2 separate regions of the Homo sapiens genome follow, and region 2 is linked to region 1. A link is a contact called in ENCODE Hi-C or POLR2A ChIA-PET data. All regions are on one chromosome and are shown on one strand. The core of a region is the stretch at or near the end of the contact, and the rest is flanking DNA. Distances in the headings are between cores, read along the strand shown.

Region 1 (6,988 bases), core at 1,777-4,276:
GAGGCATAAGATCGCTGGAAACCTGATTACTGAAGTTCAACAATATTCCCCATAAACTCTCCTTAACCGCCTCTAAGGTGGCTAACAAGAAGGGGGTGGGTGGCGGGGGGGCGGGGCGGCGATCTCTCCAATTCGCCGGACTCTGGGGACAGAGATGGTGGCTACCTCCTGGAAAGGAGAAGTTCTCCACTCTGCCCTGAAGAGGGTCCAGGAGCTCCCGCGAGGGGCACACCCTAAAAACCGAAGTTTGGGAAGTGGGAAAGCGGCTGGGGGTCGGGGGAGTGGCGCGGGCGGCCGGAGATTGCGCAGGTCGCGACGCCCGCCCGGGACGCACCGCCTGGTCGCCACCAGGACGCAAACCCGGCGCTTTGCGCTCGGGCGCCGAACGGCCCAGCGCCCCCTCCGGGCACGTGGAGCGCAGCCCCGGCTCAGCCCCCGGGGAACAACTACCCCCCTCCCCATGCCCGGCGCAGCTGCTCCTGCTCAGCCGGGACAGCTCCCTTTAGGACGGCGACGTGTGTGTGTGCGCGTGTGTGTGCGTGTTTGTATGTGTATGCGTGTGTGTGTGTGTGTGTGTGTGCGCGCGCGCGCGCGTCGTGGGTTGGGCGGGGGGACACCAAGATTATCCGGCGATCTGTTTTCCAGTCCCCTCGTGCGCTCTCACCGCGCGCCTGTACCAGCTCGGAGACGTCCTAAATTTACTAACTTTGCCCCGCGACTACCAGGGCCTTTTCCCCCTCGCCACCCCCTGAGTGTACCGGGTGTCGGCGGGACAACTACGCACAATGAGGGCCGCACCCCCACACTCCACTCGGTCAGAAACGCACACTCCGCCCCGTGGCCCAGTGATCCAGGTTTGGGGGAGCTCCATACTCAGGAGAGGCGCTACTGCCGCTTTTCCGGTGGGCACGCACCCGCACCCGCACCGTAGCCAGCGTGGCTGGAAGGAGGTCCTCGCCGCGCCCAGAGCCGGCTTTCCAAGCTGAAGCTGGGGCAGAGGAACTTGTGTGGAGGAAGAGGGGGTCCCCTGCCTCCCTCAGCGCTCCACTAGCCTCCCCCAACTCCGGACCCGGGTCGGGGATGACTTGGAAGAAGAATCTGCGCCCACCCCTTAGAGAAAAATCTATTATTATTATCTTAATCTACGCCCCCAAAGTGTCCCTCCAGCCGTGATTGACGGCGCATACACCTGTTCCCTTCGCGGAGGAGCTTCCAGCGCCGGGGACAGACATTCGCCCAAACGCTCCGCAGCGGCCCAGCAACCGCCCGCCCGCCCGCGCCCGGCCAGCCCCCGCCAGCGGCCCCAGCGCGCCTCTGCCCGCACCTCGCCACCCCGGCGGCCGCCCCCTCCCCTTCCAGACCCGGCTGCCCGGCCCGCCAGCTCCCGGCAGTGCTGGCTTCGGAAAGAGAGAGAAAGAACAGAAAGCAAAACTTCCTGGCGGCCGACGGCCATCAGCTGCACATTCTGCAAATGCCACCGAGTAAAAATAAACCGGCCGCCGCTCCGCCCGTCCGGCTCACCCCGGGCGCACGAATCGGCCCCCTGCCCCGGGAGATCCCTGACTCGGTCTGGCCCGATCCCCCATTCCCGCGCGCCCCCTGGATCCCCGCTCCCCGACGCTCCTCCGTCAGTCACCACGCTCTCCTTTGCCGTTAAGCCGGACCCTAAGTGACCGGGAAACCGGCTCTCTCCCTTTGGTGTTCCCTGCGCCCCCACAAACTACTTTTTTCTCTGTCCTTCACCAGGTGCCTATTTCAGCCCTGTGCCCTTGGATTCAGGGCTCCTCCTCCCCAATTGTTGAGCTCCGAGGTCACCCTCAGCCCACCCTGGGGGAACAGACCCCGACCGACCCTCTCCCACGCTGCAGAGCCCCCCCGGAGCGCACCACTCTACCAGCCCGCTAGCCCGCCAGCCCAGCGTCCCACGTCCCCGGGCGCAACTTCTCTTCTGGCGCACACAACAGCCGGCAACAACTCGCCCGAACTTTCCCCGGGACCCAGGCGGGCTCCAGCCGACAGCCGGGCAGCTCTGGGCCGATGCCCCGGCTCCCCGTGCCCTGTGTTGCCAGCCCTTCAGCTGGGGAGGCAGGGGGTGGGGTGGGGAAGGGAGTGAGGAACGCCACTTGCCGCGCCTGGAGCAGCGCACTTGAGATAAACTTCCCAGGCACAGATGAAAAAGGGGGCGCCGCTCCCCCCATCTAAGAAATCTCTTGCCTTCGATTTCCTATGGGGGATACCCTTTGGCACCCCGCGCCTAAGCGAACACTGCCTACCTCTGCTGGCAGCACCTACACCCGGTATCCGGGCACAAGAGCCGGCTGGAGGGGTTCCCCACCCACCCCTTCCCATGGGCAAAGTCTTGCAAAGTCACCCCAGGCACCCCTCACCCCGCCTCCTTCTCTGCCCTGGAGAGCGCACGACCCCTCTGCTGCTGGGGGGTGGGGTGGGGTGGGGGTTTAAGGGGAAGGAGTGATTACCCGGTATTGGAGATCACCTGCCCCCCCGGGAGCCCACAGCGCGTGGGGCGCCCCCACCCTATTTGCAAAGTCCTGTGCTCGCGCCTGGCACCTCCCTCTCTTCTCCCCTACCCCGCCACCCCCTCAGTTGGAGTAAGCGACCCCCAGGAGGAGCAGCCCTCCCCTCCCCCGGAGCCGCGCGCCGGGCATTCCCCTGGCCACGGCAGGCAACGCGCCGCCCCGCGCCCGGGTGCCAGCCCTCCGTGCCCCCTGCCTCCGCACGGCCGGAGTTGGGTGGCAGCCGCCGATCGCAGGCTGGCTGGCTGGCTCGCTCGCTCGCTCGCTCGCCCGCTCCCTGCTGCAAGCGGCAGCCCCGGGGGTGGGGGGGGTGCACCGGGACAGGGGGAGAGACGGGGAGGCGCCCCGGGAGGCCCGCGGAGCTGGGGGACGTGGGGGGGCCGCGGCGGAGGGAGCGCCGAGTCTCTTACCTGCACTTGGGGCGGCTTTGGGTGACTTTCCAAGTCCGGGGGAAAAATGTGTGTGTGTTTGGGATGGAGCGCCGCGGGCGCGCATGCGCTGCCCAAAGTTGCCGGATCCCGGATTTTTCGCTCCCAGTCTCCGCTCTCGCCCGCTGTGATTATGGAATTCTCCGCGGCCGGGCGGGCGAGTGGGTGGCATGCAAAACCCGGGCCGGATCGCGGGGCCGGGCTCCGCTCCACCCTCACACCCCCAGACCTGCCCCTCCCGGATCCTTCCCACCCACCGCCCGGGCTGAGCTCAGCGTGTGCGCGCGGCGAGTCGCACGGCCTGCGGAGGAGCATCTGAGCGCTCGGCCCCCTTTTGCAGGTCCAGAGGCTTCTACACCCCCCCCCAGCTGAGTTGAGTTGAGGCTAGGGGAAAAGAGAGAAGGGATGGGGGGGGGGGTTACTTTCCACCTGTTCTGAACCCCGAGAGAGCCCGAGTTCGGTTCCCACTTTCGACAGAAGAACTGGCTCTTTTTTGCAAGTTAGAATGTTAGAACTGTGGAACCCAAAGGAACGAAATGTTCTCACTGTTTGATATCTGCTTTGCACTTATTCTTTGCAAGGGAGTTTTTCATTCAATCTATTGTGCAAGAAATAAATCCTTAAGTGAGCAAGATAGGCCGTGCAGAATGAACCTTACATGGAGGGGCTGGGGGGGGGGCAGATAATACACATTAAAACAAGTGGATAATGTTATTTCAGAGAGTGAAAGTATCCATGAAGAAAATAAACCAAGGCAATAGGCTAAAAAGTGTCTTGGGGGCCGGCATGGTGGTTTACGCCTGTAATCCCAGCACTTTGGGAGGCCGAGGCAGGAGCATCGGTTGAGCCCAGGAGTTCGAGACCAGCTTGGGCAACATAGCTAGACCTCATTTCTGACAAAACAAAACAAAGCAGTGTCTTGCGAGAGATAATCCCCTTGCCCCCAGATGGGGGGGAAGGGCCTTTTGAGGGGCACTTTCATACTTTATTGAAGAAACCCCCTTTTCTCCCATACCCAGACTTCCCATTTCCCAGTTGGTTTGAGGTGGCCACACCAGCTGAGCCTAGTAGTCAGCTTCAGTGCTGAGGCCCTGTAGCTCTGGTCTTGCCTTTCTCAGCAAGCGCACCCCTCATTCCAGGCCTGAGCTGCTTTTCCCTTCAGCATAAGCGTGGGATGGAAATATCGAGAGGCATGAAAGAAACTGAAAACACCCAGATGATGAGATAAGTGAGAAACTGACCATAACAGTAAACGAAATAGATCAATGATTTGTGGAATAAATGAATATAAATTCAAAGTATGACCCACAGCTTCAAGCCCTGCTCAACAGAATGCATTAAACTAAGAGGCAATGCCACAGGCTGGTAAACATTGTTGCAGGCTGGTAGTATTTGGAGCCTAATCTGCAAGGTGTCAGGAAAGCCTCTCAGGACCAGAGAAACGACCCAAAACCCTGTATGATGATTGTCTAAGACAAGCATCTTCCGGGATGCATTCCCATGTCCTGCCTTAAACTGGAAGTTAATTGTCCAGAAGCATATGGACACAGACTGGAGACATGATGGCCCTCTGGCCCTGAGGAGGCCAGGATTTGCCCTGTGCCCTAATAAAGCCAACAAATTTGGGAGAGGAAGCTGAGCCATCCCACACTCCTTAGATACTCAGTGATATTTGCTTGTGTTAGATGGACTGGGGAAGAAACCAGCTCAAAAAACCAGCTCCTCACTTCCTGGAATAGTTCTGGGGGTCCATTCAGGATCTGTCCACACAGGAAAGCCAGATTTAGACATTAGACACATGTTTCGGGTTCATTTTGTTTTCCCCCCTCCTTATCCCAATAATTGACTGGAAGCAGCAACACAACGATAATTAACATCCCTCAAAGACCACTGATTGGTTACTCTCCATTGCCGCCCCCACCATCCAAGGCATTCTCAGCTCTCAGGGGTTGAGGGCTCACCCACCATCTCTAAGACCCTTGTGCCTGGTGACTTAGCAGGATGCACAGCCCCAGAGATCTCAAGCCCAATCTTGTCATCCTACAGAAGGAGAAACTGAGGCACAGTGAGGGGCAGTAACCTGAGAAGTGGCAAGGTAGCTCTTCTACCTTATTGGCTCACGGCTGAGTCCACTCCTGGGGCAGCGTAAAGAAGGGGTTAGCAGCTTGGGCTTGGGGGTGAGACCCTACCGCTCCACCAGCTGGGTGACCTTGAGGAAGGCATTTGACCCGTCTGTGCCTCAGTTGCCTCCACAGTAAAATGGGGATAATAATAGTACCTACTGCCTGGGATTGTTGAGAAGCTAAAATGAGTTAATGCAGGAAAAGGGCCTGGGCCAAGATATTGATCGATAAATGCCAGTAATTGTCATTGCTCCTTGGGACATCCAGTGCTCCCTTTACTTCTCATTTCTTTCCATCCTCTCTCCATTCCTTCTCCTTTGTCCTTTTTTTCCCCCTCCAACAATAGTCCTTCACTCATTCATTCATATGGTAGGGATGACTAAGCTCCGAGGAAGAGCAGATCTCCACCAGTGCTGGGGAGACAGAGATGAATGAGACAAAGCCTGCCCTTGAGGGGCTAGGGAAGAATTCACTTGTCTCTCTGTCCCACTATCAGGCCTACCCCACTTCTCACTATCAGGCTCACCCCTACCCCTTTCCCACTATAATGCCCTCCCGCACACCATTTCCCACCTCTCTCAACGTCTCCAACAGCCACGTCACCCACCAAACTTTTATTAAAATGTGTATTCCTCCCTCCATTTTTTTCTCAAATATTTCGTAATTCTCCCACCTCCCGAGAAGTCTTTCCACCTCCTCTAAAGGAACCTCATCTCGGGTAGGGAAGGCTGGAAACAGAGGCAAGGCTGGGAGGAGGGAAGAGGATTTGGGGGCGGGGGAGGTAAAAAGGGAAAGCTCTTTTGTTTCTCAACCATCACTCCCAATGTCCCCCAAAAAATTAAAGTAAGGGGCCAGGAGAGAGCGGCAACCCCAAACAGCAGCCTCTGATCGCAGCCAAATATCTTCATGCCTTGTTCCTCCATCGCTTGTTTTTTTCACTCCCCACCCAAACTCCCAGTGCAGGGACTGAAGTCAGGTGCTCTTCCCCTCATGTTCTTCAATTTAGCATTTCCTGAGCTTCCCCTAAAATAAAAATCCAAGCCTTTCCCCCGTGGTCACCAAGGTCCTTCAAGGTCTGGCCGTCGCCTGTCCCTGGGCCTCACCTCCCTCCTTCTCTGCCTGGTTCACACCAGCTTCTTGCTGTCCTGGAAAACACCAAGCTTGTCCCCACCTCAGGGCCTCTGCACCTGCTGTTTCTTCCACGTGGAATGTCGCCTTTGCAGGCTGCTTCCTGCAAATCGAATGGCATTGTTCAGGTTTCTGCTCCTATCTTACCTCCTCAGGGGGGCTTTCTAGCTAAAGTAGCTCCCAGCCTTTCTTTACCACTTTGTCCTATTTGAGTGTCCACAATGATTTTGCTTCCTGCTTTGTTCCCATATTTCCTATCTGGCTGCCCCTACTAGCATGGAGCTTCTTGGAGACAGGGACTTTGTTCTGCATCCTCTGTGCCCTCAGCACCTTGAGCAGTGCCTGGCATAAAGCAGGCCCTCACTCTCTGTGAATCAGGCACAGAATCAAGATAAGCCAAGGTGATCCCGGCCCTTCAAGTGCCTATGCTGTTGGAGAATGACTAGAAAGGTCCTAGGACAAAGTTTGGTGGGGGGAAGAGGAGCTGATGTGAGCCGATACAACCCAGGACTTCCCAGGAATTACCAGGTTGGCACGGTGGCCTTGGCTGAGATTTTTACTCCCTGGCATTTGGCCGGGGGGTCTGCAGTGGGGAAATGGATGGCTCTGGCAAACTGTACCCAGCAGAGGAGGTTGCACAGGTGGGAAGGGAGGTGGGTCAGCTAAGGACCCCATCAAAACATCTCTCCAGCCCCCTGCCTCCAGCCAGGCTGCATGTGATCAAGAGCCTCTCCCATTTCTACATCTCCAGGGAAGACCCCCCCTACACACACAC
Region 2 (6,988 bases), core at 2,600-5,099, 220 kb after region 1:
GGTGGCGGGCACCTGTAGTCCCAGCTACTTGGGAGGCTGAGGCAGGAGAATGGCGTGAACCCGGGAGGTGGAGCTTGCAGTGAGCCGAGATTGGGCCACTGCACTCCAGCCTGGGTGACAGAGCAAGACTCCGTCTCAAAAAATAAATAAATAAATAAATAAATCTATGTATCATTATTGCCCTAGTATTTCTTTCAGTTTTGTCTTTTTTTTTTTTTTCTTTTGAGACAGAGTTTCACTCTTGTTGCCCAGGCTGGAGTGCAATGGTGTGATCTTGGCTCACTGCAACCTCTGCCTCCCGGGTTCAAGCGATTCTCCTGTCTCAGCCTCTGGAGTAGCTGCGATTGCAGGTGCCTGCCACAATGCCCTGCTAATTTTTTGTATTTTTAGTAGAGACGGGGTTTCACAATGTTGGCCTTGAACTCCTGACCTCTGGTGATCCACCCACCTCGGCCTCCCAAAGTGCTGGGATTACAGGCGTGAGCCACCGCGCCCAGGCTTCTTTCAGTTTTCAGGAATGTTGTGGAGCTGTGTCCTGTTTGCCTCATGGAGCTGATGAGCTGGGAGAATTCAAGGGGGTTGATGGAAGGGGAGAAGGTAAGTCCCCAAGTGACCCAGTTGAAAACCAGGGCCTGGGCCAGGCACAGTGGCTCATGCCTGTAATCCCAGTACTTTGGGAGGCTGAGGCGGGAGGATTGCTTGAGGTCAGGAGTTGGAGACTAGCCTGGCCAACATGGTGAAACCTCGTCTCTACGAAAAATACAAAAATTAGCCAGGTGGGGTGGTACACGCCTGCAGTCCTAGCTACTTGGGAGGCTGAGGCAGGAAAATAGCTTGAACCCGGGAGGCAGAGGTTGCAGTGAGCTAAGATTGTGCCACTGCACTCCAGCCTGGGCGACAGAGCAAGACTCTGTCTTGAAAAAAAAAAATGTTGTGTTTCAAACAACTTTTGACAATCAGTGCTGTAAAGCTGAATCCCAGAGACAACTGAGATAGGAGCAGGAAGATCTGTGGTCCAGTCTCCCTCTGGCCTTATAATTATCTTCCTGAGTTACTTACCTTCTTTGAGACAGTGTTTGCTTGTCCTCCCAACTAGCCTGAAAACTTCTTAGGAGAAGGGCCAGCCTTTGGGGTCATGTTCCTGTGTGACCTGTCTCTAGGAACTTCTGCATACCCAGCTCTGCCCACTTGGAGCTAGTGTCCAGGACTCCACAGCACTACCCGCACTAAATACCTCGGTCTCAGTCTTGTGACAGAAAGTGGCCAGTGTGGTGGACATAGTGCAGAGGTTTAGGGTCTGACCAACCTGGGACAGCAATTTATGGGCTAGGTGACATCCTTGAGCAACTGTATGACCTCAGGCCTGTCATATGGTCTCTGAGCCTCAGGTTTTTCTTCTGTAAAATGGGAGTGATAAAACCGACTTCTCTGCTGGGTATGGTGGCTCACGCCTGTAATCCCAGCACTTTGGGAGGCTGAGGCAGATGGATCGCTTGAGCTCAGGAGTTGGAGGCCAGCTTGGGTAACATGTCAAGACCCTGTCTCTACAAAAAATATAAAAAATTGGCTGAGTGTGGTGGTGTGCACCTGTGGTCCAAGCTACTCCGGAGGCTAAGGTGAGAGGATCGTTTGACCCCTGGAGTTAGAGGTTGCAGTGAGCCGAGGTCACTGCACTGCACTCTAGCCTGGGTGACAGAGTGAGACCCCATCTTAAATAAATAAATAAAGTATTTTGTGTAAACACTTGTAACTGTATTTCATTGAGTGTGATACATGTATATACAAAGAAACATAAATAGTTGCCAGTTAAACTATGACACATCATCATCAACTGGAACTGGAACTGAAATCACATACTGACTTCAGCAATGTGAAACATTGGCCGGTCGCGGTGGCTCACGCCTGTAATCCCAGCACTTTGGGAGGCCGAGGCGGGCGGATCACGAGGTCAGGAGATTGAGACCATCCTGGCTAACACGGTGAAACCCCGTCTCTATTAAAAACACAAAAAAATTAGCCGGGCGTGGTGGCGGGCGCCTGTGGTCCCAGCTACTCAGTAGGCTGAGGCAGGAGAATAGAGTGAACCCGGGAGGCGGAGCGTGCAGTGAGCCGAGATAGCGCCACTGCAGTCCAGCCTGGGCAAAAGAGCGAGACTCCATCTCAAAAAAAAGAAAAAAGAAAAAAAAAAGAAATGTGAAACAAAGGCCGGGCGTGGTGGCACTTTGGGAGGCCGAGGTGGGCGGATCACCTGAGGTCAGGAGTTTGAGACCAGCCTGGCCAACAGGGGTTAAAAATACAAAAATTAGCCGGGCATGGTGGTGCATGCCTGTAGACCCAACTACTCAGGAGGCTGAGGCAGGAGAATTGCTTGAACCGGGGAGGCGGAGGTTGCAGTGAGCTGAGATTGTGCCACTGCACTCCACCTTAGGCAACAGAGGGAGTCTGAAAAAAAGGAAGAGAAAAGAAAGAGAGAGAGAGAGAAAGAGAGAGAGGTAGGGAGGAAGGAAGGTGGGAAGGGAGGGAAGGGGGGGAAAGGGAGGGAAGGGAGGAAAGGAAGGGAAGGAAAGGAAAGAAAGGAAAGAAAAGATAGAAAAGAAAGGTGGCTCGTGCCTGTAATCCCAGCACTTTGGGGAGCTGAGGCAGGCGGATCACTTGAGGCCATGAGTTCGAGATCAGCCTGGCCAACATGGCCAAACCCTGTCTCTACTAAAAATACAAAAATTAGCCGGGCATGGTGTCTTTGCACGCCTATAATCCCAGCTATCCCTTGAACCTAGGAGTTGGAAGTGGCAGTGAGCTGCAGATTGCGCCACTGCACTCCAGCCTGGGGGACAAGAGCGAGACTCCGTCTCAAAAAAAAAAAAAAAAAAAGTGAAACAAAAAGTGTGCCTTAAAATAGATGAAGTACTGTATTATTATTATTATTAAAGGGCTGGAGCCAGAACAAGTTAGCATTTTGTGCCTCGAGATTCAAATCCCAGGTCTACCATTTATTCCTTGGGTGACATTTTTTTGGGGGGAGGGGCTGGAGGACAGGGTCTCACTCTGTCGCCTAGACTGGAGTGAAGTGGCGCGATCTCGGCTCACCGCAACCTCCGCCTACCGCGTTCAAGCAATTCTCCTGCTTCAGGCTCCCGAGTAGATGGGACTACAGGCGCGCGCCACTACCGCCCGGCTAATCCTTGCGTCACTTTAAGCAAGACACTTGATCTCTCTGTGCCTCAGTTTCCTCACCCGCAGAATGAATATCAATAGCTCCTGCTACACAAAACTGTTTGGGCTATTAAATATGTGAATACTCAGAAAGTACCTGGCACAAAGTAGCCTTATCATTGCTATTATTTAGAACAAAGTTATTGTTTCCAGGTTTGGAGGTGGGCTGGCGGAGGGAGGAGAAGACGCACTAGGTTGCCTTTCAGAAAAGGGGTCCAGGCCTTATCCTGCCTCCCAGGTGGACTCGGCCCGGGATCCCGAGCCCCGCCCCCTCCAGGCCCCGCCCCGCCCCGCCCTCGCTGGCCGAGACTCTGTGCTACTCTCGCGCGCTTTGAAAGTGCGCGAGCTCCGACCGAGACCTGGGCCGGCGGTTGGTCGGCCGAAACCATCTGCTACGTTACGTGGGGGGAGGTCAGCTCCTATACAGCCACACTTTTTTCAATCTTCAGCTTTTCAGGCCTAGGTCCTGGTTTTATTTTAGCTTTCAGAGCTTCTCTGTAGGCTTGAATTTCCAGGAGGCAGCCCGAGTCCCTGGGGAGAGGGTCATCGTGGCTCTCGTCGGTGCCTTCCACCTCTGGACAGGCAACCGGTGGGAGAGGACGCCGGTGGGCGGGGGGAGGAGGCGGCCCTAGCGCCATTTTGTGGGAGCGAAGCGGTGGCTGGGCTGCGCTTGGGTCCGTCGCTGCTTCGGTGTCCCTGTCGGGCTTCCCAGCAGCGGCCTAGCGGGTGAGTCGCGGAGCCTTCTCACTGAGGACGCCGTAGGTGCCTCGGCTTCTGCATTGGGGCGGCCCGAGGCAGACGCAGCGGCTTCGGACCCTGCCCCGGGAAGTCAGCCGTGAGACCGGGCCTAGTCCTGCCCGAGCGGGCTCGCGCGGGAGCGTCGTTAGGTCCTGGCACGGGGAGGCCGGTGGCGCCGAAACGGGGGGCCGGGCCCGCGGTGCCGCGTAGCCTGAGGCGGAGGTTGGCCCCGGACCCGGACAGTGCCGGAGCCTTCGGTACTTTGTACTTCGAGGGACGCTGCCAGCTTGGGCCTGGTGCTCCTGCGCCCCACCCCGGGCCGCGCCGAGAAACTCCTCCCTCGGCTGGCACGCGCGGGCTTCTGGGAGGCGACGGCCGGCACCGCCAGGACCTGTCGCCGCGGGCCTTGGGGCTCGGGCTCGCAGAGCCCCCGGAAGCCCCAAAATGAGGAACAGAGGGAAACTTTTCTCCTGTTCTTTACACCTGGTTCACTGCCCATATTCAGTCTTCAGGTTCAGCTGATGGATCGCTTGCTTAGGAAAATCGACTGGGACCTATCACGCCCATGCCTCAGCCAGTTAGGCTCCTCCTCTGCCTTCAGGATTACTTAACGACTAACCCGATTGTCATAAAATAGCTACTGTTTATTGTTCCCTTGCATACCCTAGCTTGTAACCAGCAAGCCACGTTGGACTCACAGTTACAGTTTCAGTACCTGACGCATCATAAGCCTTCAGGGAAAGTTTTTTGAATGAATGAACTGGCGAGGCATCACATTTTGATAGGAAATCACTACCCTTACCTTCACCTCGTCATTTTTCAGGGATAACCAATGCATATACGAATCCAGACAAGCATTTTTCTGGAAGTCAGAACTCTGACATGGTTTGGGTATTATCATTATAAGGAAACAGTTATTCTGACATGAATGTTGTTCATTCATATCTCTTTTCTCTTTAGGAAAAGTAAAAGATGTCTGAATATATTCGGGTAACCGAAGATGAGAACGATGAGCCCATTGAAATACCATCGGAAGACGATGGGACGGTGCTGCTCTCCACGGTTACAGCCCAGTTTCCAGGGGCGTGTGGGCTTCGCTACAGGAATCCAGTGTCTCAGTGTATGAGAGGTGTCCGGCTGGTAGAAGGAATTCTGCATGCCCCAGATGCTGGCTGGGGAAATCTGGTGTATGTTGTCAACTATCCAAAAGGTTTGTTACCATTTGGTTTTTGTAATCATGCTGAAGTGTGTTCAGGTGTGTGTCTCATCCATGGATCTTAGCCTCTTTTGGTGGCAGAATGTCTCCTGAAACTTAAGTATTTCCTTGAACTTCAGTGTTAGACAAGTTTGGAAGACCACGAGTCTAAATTTATGGAAACTGGGGATTGTAGATCATTTTAAAAGAGAAAACAATGTATTTAAAAAATATCTGAATAAACTTTGCCAAGTTGATGATAAATTTCAGGAATCACTAAGAATGTTTTGTACATAAATCATTGTTGTAAATAGATTCTTCTGAAGTGCTTCAGTGTTTGGATTTGATCATTGTCCTTTTGGTGTTACATCATTCATTCAGCAAATCTGAGTTCATTTTTTCCCTTAAATGAGCAAACAGTTGGAGTAGCCAAATCTTGAATTAGTGCAGTTCCAATTACAATTTCGAGGTTCTGGTCTTATCCTTCTCTCTGCCTCTTATCAATGATGTTCTAAATCTAAGAAAAGGAAGCATGAAGTTTAAGAAGTGTGCCAAGGAAATACCTAATTTCAGCATTTTGAAGTAGTGTGCTGTTAGTAGTCGATCTGTCTGTGTGTTCCTTTTATTATAACTTGGTATTGCAACAAAGTCCATCAAATTTGGTCAGTATGCAAGACACCCTTTTACATGTCTAGGAAAACTTTAGGGCTAGGCACGGTGACTCATGCCTGTAATCCCAGCACTTTGGGAGGCCGAGGCAGGTGGATCACCTGAGATCAGGAGTTTGAGATGAGCCTGGCCAACATGATGAAACCCCATCTCTATCAAAAACACAAAATCTCTGGATGTGGTGGTGGGTGCCTGTAATACTAGCTACTCAGGAGGCAGACGCAGGAGAATCGCTTGAACCGGGAGGCAGAGGTTGCAGTGAGCAGAGATTGTGCCATTGCACTCCAGCCTGGGCAACAAGAGCGAAACTCCGTCTCAAAACAAAAAAAAACGAAAACAAAAATTGGCGTGGTGGCGGGGGCCTGTAGTCCCAGCTAGTCTGGAGGCTGAGGCAGGAGAATCGCTTGAACCTGGGAGGCGGAGATTACTTTAAGCTGAGGTCGCGCCGCTACACTCCAACCTGTGACAGAGCAAGACTTCGTCTCAAAAAAAAAAAAAATTGATAATGTAAACTCGGGGTTTTTAGTATGCTGTTTCTTCAGCCAGTGGGTATAGATTAATATTTACTCAAATTTAAAATGTCAGGCTCGGTGCAATGGCTCACACCTGTAATCCCAGCACTTTGGGAGGCTGAGGCAAGCAGATCACCTGAGGTCCGAAGTTCAAGACCACCCTAGCCAACATGGTGAAACCCTGTCTCTACTAAAAATTCAAAAATTAGCCAGGCGTGGTGGTTCGCGCCTGTAGTCTCAGTTATTTGGGAGGCTGAGGCAGGAGAATTGCTTGAACCGGGAGGTGGAGATTGCAGTAAGCTGAGATCGTGCCACTGCTCTCTGGCCTGGCAGCAGAGCGAGACACCGTCTCAAAAAAAATTTTTTAAATGTCATTTAATTTATCTCCCCAGGCTGGACATGGTGGCTCACATCTGTAATCCCAGCTACTCGGGAGGCTGAGGCAGGAGAATCACTTGAACCCGGGAGGCAGAGGTTGCAGAGAGGGGAGATTGCGCCACTGCACTCCAGCCTAGGTGACAGAATGAGACTCCGTCTCAAAAAAAAAAAATTATCTCCCCTTCTCTTCTAAATAACCTAAGGTTGAGGTTATTTGGGGGGTTTTTTTGTTGTTGTTTGTTTGTTTGTTTTTTGAGACAGTCTCACTCTGTCGCCCAGGCTG

What was found. A loop is a pair of places that touch in the nucleus more often than their neighbours do. ChIA-PET counts read pairs that join two places held with the same protein, here RNA polymerase II (POLR2A). Pooled maps may share reads with other maps.
Region 2: a pooled map shows a loop between it and region 1 (4-fold over the local background). The contact joins the promoter of TARDBP here to the promoter of CASZ1 in region 1. A Hi-C loop is called at or near these places in 6 of 50 pooled maps. POLR2A ChIA-PET finds 5 or more read pairs at or near these places in 3 of 52 experiments (MCF 10A, WTC11 and activated CD4-positive, alpha-beta T cell).

Annotation. Positions count from the first base shown.
Region 1 is chr1:10,793,620-10,800,607 of GRCh38, forward strand. CASZ1 (castor zinc finger 1) reads right to left here and starts at 3,027. Exons shown (of 21, transcript NM_001079843.3): 1 at 2,945-3,027.
Region 2 is chr1:11,008,805-11,015,792 of GRCh38, forward strand. It overlaps TARDBP (TAR DNA binding protein), which reads left to right and starts at 3,850. Exons shown (of 6, transcript NM_007375.4): 1 at 3,850-3,939; 2 at 4,912-5,161. The coding sequence starts at 4,924. RefSeq lists silencers at 3,283-3,512, 4,922-5,168 and enhancers at 3,553-3,882, 3,593-4,560.